Regions from separate parts of the Homo sapiens genome. Here region 1 is linked to region 2. The links are chromatin contacts, found by Hi-C in ENCODE. All regions are on one chromosome and are shown on one strand. The core of a region is the stretch at or near the end of the contact, and the rest is flanking DNA. Distances in the headings are between cores, read along the strand shown. Region 1 overlaps FGGY (FGGY carbohydrate kinase domain containing). Region 2 has its middle 5.2 kb from the start of LINC02777.

Evidence for each region. A loop is a pair of places that touch in the nucleus more often than their neighbours do. Pooled maps may share reads with other maps.
Region 1: a map of body of pancreas shows a loop between it and region 2 (2.9-fold over the local background). The contact joins two enhancer-like sites. A Hi-C loop is called at or near these places in 7 of 168 maps with a recorded cell type or tissue (IMR-90, body of pancreas, heart left ventricle and 2 more) and 11 of 50 pooled maps.

Annotation. Positions count from the first base shown.
Region 1 is chr1:59,717,717-59,721,288 of GRCh38, reverse strand. All of the region lies in intron 14 of FGGY (FGGY carbohydrate kinase domain containing), which reads right to left. Among named protein-coding and RNA genes, the nearest start is that of MIR4711, 14 kb to the left of the region's middle. Within about 2 kb of position 2,193, at least 6 of the 41 ENCODE cell types and tissues checked have a DNase peak (open chromatin) inside an H3K27ac peak, as active enhancers do.
Region 2 is chr1:58,907,675-58,910,963 of GRCh38, reverse strand. No RefSeq gene overlaps it. Among named protein-coding and RNA genes, the nearest start is that of LINC02777, 5.2 kb to the right of the region's middle. Within about 2 kb of position 1,628, at least 3 of the 41 ENCODE cell types and tissues checked have a DNase peak (open chromatin) inside an H3K27ac peak, as active enhancers do.

The DNA of each region.
Region 1 (3,572 bases), core at 944-3,443, 810 kb before region 2:
TAAATATAAAACTCTTCTAAAAATAAAGTTTATTAAAATAAAATATATGGTCATGTTTATCAAAATAACACATAAGTTCATGCACATATATCACACAGATGGTGGTAAGTACTAGGGAGAAAAAAACATCAAGTAGGGCAAGGGGGACAGAGAATGGTAGGCGTGGAGCAGGCAGTTTGTATAGGGTGACTAGGAATGGCATCTCTCTGATAAAATGACATTTGAGCAGAGATCCAAGGGAATGAGGGAGTGAACAATGAAAAAATCAACGGAAAGATGATTCCACACGGAGGGAACTGTAAGCTTGAAAGCCCTGAGTTGGAAGTGTGCTCAGTGAATGGAAAGAGAGCAACGAAGCCAGACCTGCTGGGGCAGTTTGGGCAAGTGGCAGAAGGAGATGAAATTAGAAAGGGAGTGAGCACCAGGCCAGGAGGGCTTTGCAGGTCCTGAAAAGAACTAAATAAATGAATGAATAAATAATATGAGTGGAAACTTCCTCCTAAAGTTTATTCTAGGTATTCCAGCCTTTTTTTAAAAGTCATCCTTCATAATATACCTCCCTCCCCCAGGCAGGCACAAGTATTCATCATAACAATAAGAAAATCAATCTTAGCTGCAATTGTTACAACAAGACCCTCTAGTCTCCTGGAAGATGCCTAAGGCATGTCATCTCCTTTCCGAAACAAAATTTGAGTCTGTTTCTAGACAGGCAAAGTGAAATGAAGGCTTGAGGCCAATTTTTCACATAATTTAATATATACATATATAAAACTCACATATGCCTGAAATCTTTAGATAATGGAAAGAAAAGTGGATTTTCCTCTCTTCATTATTAAAGTAATTGGCTCAACCTCTCATTTCATTTTGCACATGTAGGCACAACCGAGTCTGTAATTAGTTTCAAACCACCAAAGTAGAAACAGAATAAAACCTCAGCTAACTGAAGGACCTTTTTTTCCCCCTGACATACTTGGCTTTCAATGGCTACAGGCATAAGGCATGAATCCGAAAGCAAGATCATGACTGGGACTTGCTTAAAAAACAAAATAACTTGCAAAGCATGCATTGGGTGAGTTCACTATGAGCCCCTTACCTGTTGCCTTTTCTATCTCTATTTTCAGTCCCACATAATGAGAGAAGGTATCCTGAATGATGATGAAATCCCCAGTAATCAGAGGAGAGACCCCAGGCTCATTGCTGGCATGCTAACAAAGGCACGAGAACACTCACCTCTTACAGAGATTTTTACCAATGAGGAGGAAATCACACCACTTTGCTCTGACCTTGACTTTAACAAGAAAGTTATATAAAGGCATTCTACTACATGGGAGTAAATTGTCGATCTCTCAATAGTGGGGACTTGAACTTAAAATATTTTGGTTTATTTAAGGGTGATGCATGCCACACTCAATCACAGGTCATGTCTTTTTGGGGATAACCTCTCTGAACCTCAGTTTTTTCATCTCTAAAATGACAATTATAATTTCTGCCAACTTGCAAGGCCCTTATCAATATTAAATGAAAGAATGTTCCTAAAATGCCTAGAACAGTGTCTGGCCTATAGTAAGTGATTAACATGCACCGCTCTTTTTTATAAACATAATTATACATCCCATATTTGCACTCAGCATGGATCTGGAGAAATGCAGGCTCTCGATAAATGTTTGTTGAATAAATAACTGTCTGAATGAAATGTCTCCAGAAAGTCTTAAAAGATACTTTAATAATATTTAATATAATGCTGATAATAACTATCATTTATTGAGCATCTACTGCTTGTCACATGCTGTGACATATGCTCACATATATCATTTCACAGAATTCTCATGATTACCTAGTAATGTGGGCCTTTTTTAGCTCCATTTTACAAATGAGAAACCGAGGTTGAGAAAGGTTAAGTAATTTCCCTAGGATGACATGGCTAGCAAGTGGCAGAACTGGATTTTTAACTCATATCCTTCTGATTCCAGAGGCCATGCTCTTAACTGCTGTAGCATCCTGTGCAGTATTTAAAACACTTAAAAAAAAAAGTTCTGTTGACTTCTTTGTTAAGAAAGACTCAATTAGGGTGAAGAGGTCTTCCTGCTTCTTCCCAGAATAGCCTCATCTTGTTGGATTGGCAGCTCCTAGGCTAGGAACAGGTGGGACCAGTAAAGCTGCCAGGGACAGGCCCTTGAGAAGGTGGCTGAACACACTGTCCAGTCCCTTTCAAAGTCTAGTGGGGATGGCTCTCACACAGGCTGGCAGGGTGGATCCTGGGTGTTGAGCTGGGGTGTGACCTTGAACAAAAGAGGTATAAGTACCCCAGGGGCAAAAGTCAATTGTTCTGAGAAGGAAGCTGGTGAAGTGGTCCTGGGTGCCAGTTATAGGGGGGTCAGGAAGCTAAAGCTAAGGGCACTGGGAGTGGCCATGAGCCAGGAGGCCAGGGGCTGAGAGTCTGGGGGAAAGTAGTGAAAGCCTCAGACAGGCTGCAAGCAATACCACGCTTGGCAAGGGGCCTTTGTAGTGCAAGGTCTCTGACCCCATGGTATACAGCGGGGAGTGTCAATGTGTAGGTGAAGGGGTGGTATGGGACAAATTCAACCTCAGAATGCTCCTCTGGGTAAACTCACTTTGGAAGAGGGACAAGTGACAAGCTTACAAAGAACCATCATCATATCACCATCCCAGGAGTTGGCAGAGGGCAAGTCGCTAATGCATGGGTGTGCCTGCTATGCCACTGGTGGTAGTGGAGAGCCTCACATGCTTCTATCTGGAACAAGTTGTGTTTAACAAACATTTGTAGAGAGCCACCCTCTGCCCCATGCCAGGCTCTGTAGGAACTGCAAGAAACAGAGGTTAGGAACTGGTTGGTGGCTCTCCTGGAGGGAGTCACCGTCTAGAAGGCAAGCCCTTTATTACTACCAACCACGAGCTTGGCTGATCTACCTCCTTAGTTTTCCTACTGAATCAGAGAAGCCTTATATCTATCATAATAATGTGTTAATAAACAGGAGGAGGTTTATGGTTGTAAAATGCTTTCACACCAACAGGAGGCAGTGTGATCTGATAGAAAGAATGTCTGGATCAGAATTAGGAAGACCTAGTTCAAATGCCAGCGTAACAGTTTGTTTAGTTGTTTGATCTTTAGTCAAATCCCTTATGGTCTTGGACCCACAGTCTCATCATCTGTAAAACTGGGCTCGTAACACCTATCCTGTTTTCTCCTGAGAGGTAATGTGACAGTAAGTAAGAGCATGGACTCAGGGGCCAAACTGCATGGGTTCAAAGTGTAGTTTCTCTACATACCAGCTGTGTGACCATAGGTGTGTTACTTAACCTTTTCTGTGCCTCAGTCTCCCCAGCTATACAAAGAAGATGATAATACCCCCAATCTAATAGGGTTTCTCTGAAGACTAAATAAGTTAATATATGTTAAGCGATTAGAAGAGAAATTAGAAAGTGCTGGCACACAGAAATACTTAAGTGCTATTGATGGGAAGACACAATATATTGCATAACTCAATCAGCATATAATTCTTGCCTTTTCCGTCCTTCTTCACATAGTGCCAGTAGCCGTGAGACTAGGACTT
Region 2 (3,289 bases), core at 379-2,878:
GGCAACGTAAGGAGAGCCCCATCTTTACAAAAAAATTATTTTAAAAATTAGTGGGTTGTGGTGGTGCATGCTTGTAGTCCCAGCCACTCAACCACTCAAGAGGCTGAGATAGGAGGATCGACTGAGCCCAGGAGGTTGAGGCTGTAGTGAGCTATGATTCCGCCACTGTACTCCAACCTGGGCATTAGAGCAAGACCTTGTATCTAAAGAAGAAAAAGTAAAAGAAAAAAAAAGTAGTAATAATATGATCAGATTTGATTAGAAAGCTCACTGTGACACATGTGAGAAGAATGGACCAACAAGAGTGGGATCAATGAAGAAACTGGTCAAGGTGAGGCCCACAGAGCAGGGTGTGGGGGGATGGGGAGAATTGTTCTGGCTAAACCCTACTCACATTGTAAGGCTCAGCATAGACAACAGCTCAAAGAAGGACCTTTAATATGGTTAGGAGCTCCTCCCCAGGGACCCCTCTCCAATGCCCTCAAAGCAGAACCTGAGCTCACTAGTGGTTACAGCTATAGCTTTTAAGCCAACTTTATAAGCCATTGCACCTTCCTCCACTGCTAGTGAGTTGTGTGACTTTGGCCAAGTTGTTTATTCACTCTGTTGTCTTGGTTTCCTTATCTATAAGGTAAAGATACTAATATCACCTATCTCTTAGGGTTATTGTGATGATTAAGTGGTTTAATGTATATAATGCTCTTAGAACAGTGTCCAGCAGTGATTAAGCGTGCAATAAAAGTGGGCTTTTATTATCGCTACACCCATTTGCTATTGAGAAATTGTGTATTTATGGATGCACCTGACCAGCCAGGGAGCTCCTTAGGGACAGGTATCCCTGTGCCAGCAGAGGGCCTGGGACAGAGCAGGCCCTCAATAAATATTTGTTAAATAAATTGGAGATGTAGGGGAAGATACATTCAATGAATATTTAGGAATTAAATTGTGCATTGCTGGGTGATGGACAGAACATTAGGTAGAGGGTTCAGGGGGAGAATAAAATCATTCTGAGCTTTCTAAACTGGGACAAAAAGATGACGGTGATGCCATGGCTGAGACAGGGAATCTGAGAGAAGGAGTTGGTTCAGAGAGATAAGTAGCTAACCTGCCTGAGATCCAATCTTTAGAAATGGACAAAGCAGAGATTTGAACCCAGGTCTGTAAGAGTCCATGTTTCATAAACAAGTTTATGTAACCTTCATGTCTGTATGTCATTGCCTAGCACAGGGCCTAATGCAGTAAGTATTTAATAACATATGTCAAACGAGTAGGTAGATGCTTAAGTAAATGGTTCTCCTTTGTAGATGCCAGGGTATTATGGTTGCTTTTCTTTTCAATGGTAAATAGAAGTCTGTGAAGACAAGAGAAAAAGAAAAGAAAATCTCCATTAAAGATTAAAGAAAGAGGAACTAGTAATCAATATTTCAAATGAATGAACAAGAGGAGCCATCATCCTTCTTCTTCCCTTTTTCTGACACATCAGGACATTTTTTAAATGATTTCCAGCTTCATAACATACTCTTGCAAACTGCTAGGAAGGATGACTAAAACTACCCACCAGGAAGTTTTGCAAAGCCCAAGCCAAAAAAAAAAAAAAAAAGTGATATCAAGGAATCTAGGAAACAGGAAAATGCCTGGTGACAGGGAGACCAGTCATGCAGGCTCCTCTATACATGATCCCCATTTCAATCACCACCTCCTCAGAAAACAGATTTCTTAAGTCAAAGTGCTTATGGAATTGGCACCTGAGCGTTAGGGCAGGAAGAACTGTCTACATAGTGCCTATTTGAAATTAATAAGTTCTCCTTCAATACAAGTCTGGGTAGCAGAGCAGCAATAATAATAATTATTATAATGCCTATAATTTATTGAACGTTTCCCTCTAAAAACTGGTAAGTACTTTATGCACACTATTTCATTGAAACCTCGCCAAATCCTACAAGAAACATACTGTTAGCACCATATGAAAGACAGGAAAACTAAGCCTCAGAGAGGTTAAGTAACCTGACCAAGGTCACTCAGCAAGTAAGGTGATATAAACCCTTATTCATGGATAAATTTTCTCCTTGACTCCTTTGAATTTGGAGCTGTGCATGGTTTAACTTCATCCAAATAATCCTAGTTGAGGCATGGAGCTCACATTCTAACTCCAGGGATGACAAGAGTATCTCTGCTCAAATGCCTTTTGCCAGTCCAAAGAAATTTGAGAAGTGTTGTGCAAGGATCAAGAGACATGGATTCAGAGAACTGGGTTCCAGTATTGACTTTGCCACTTATTGCTTGTGAGGCTTCTGCTGAATACCTTAAATTCTTTGGGTCCCATTAGTTTCTTAGTTTTTCCTCCTTCCCTTTCAACCCTCCTGCCCAGCACACACTCTGGAATATGAAAGGATTTATCTCAATGATCTCTCAAATCTCTTAGGAAACTAATTTTTTGTTTCAATAATTGTATCTTTTCTAATAAAAATTTTCTAGTTAAAAAGGGATACAAACGTTTTAAAGAGAAACATACATGTTAAAGAAAAAGCAACACATACTTGTTAAAGGATACAAAAGAGTAGAAAGTAAAATGTTTCTTTTATACAAGTAGAGTTATTGCTAGAATTTTAAATTTAGAAAAAACTATTAAAGGCCGGGCACGGTGGCTCATGCCTGTAATCCCAGCACTTTGGGCTGAGGAGGGTGGATCACCTGAGGTCAGGAGTTCAAGACCAGCCTGACCAATATGGTGAAACCCTGTCTCTAATAAAAATACAAAAATTAGCCAGGCATGATGGCGGGCACCTGTAGTCCTAGCTAGTTGGGAGGCTGAAACAGGAGAATTGCTTGAACTCAGGAGGCAGAGGTTGCAGTGAGCTGAGATCACACCACTGCACTCCAACCTGGGTGACAGAGTGAGACTTTGTTTCAAAAAACAAAAACAAAAACAAATTTAAAAACTATTAAAGAAGGTTGATAAAGCTTTAACATTTAGCAACAACAACAAGCATGTTTGAACACTTCTTGTCACTTTCCTAAATATTTATTGACTTTCCTTTTGAAAGCATTTGTATTGCATATCCCCTTTCCAATATTCAGTGTTAAGGCTTAACAAGTCCCTAGGAACATTTTTATTCCTTTGGTGACTGAAAGTAAAATAAAGCAAAACCAAATCTTCTTGGGGAAATTTCTGTCCAAAATAATTCACTCCACAGCCTCTAGTTAAGAGCTTACTGTTCTCACGACTTGTGCAAGGAGATGCACAGAACACAATGTGGTCTAGTTGAGGGGACCCAGTGCTCAGTGGAGA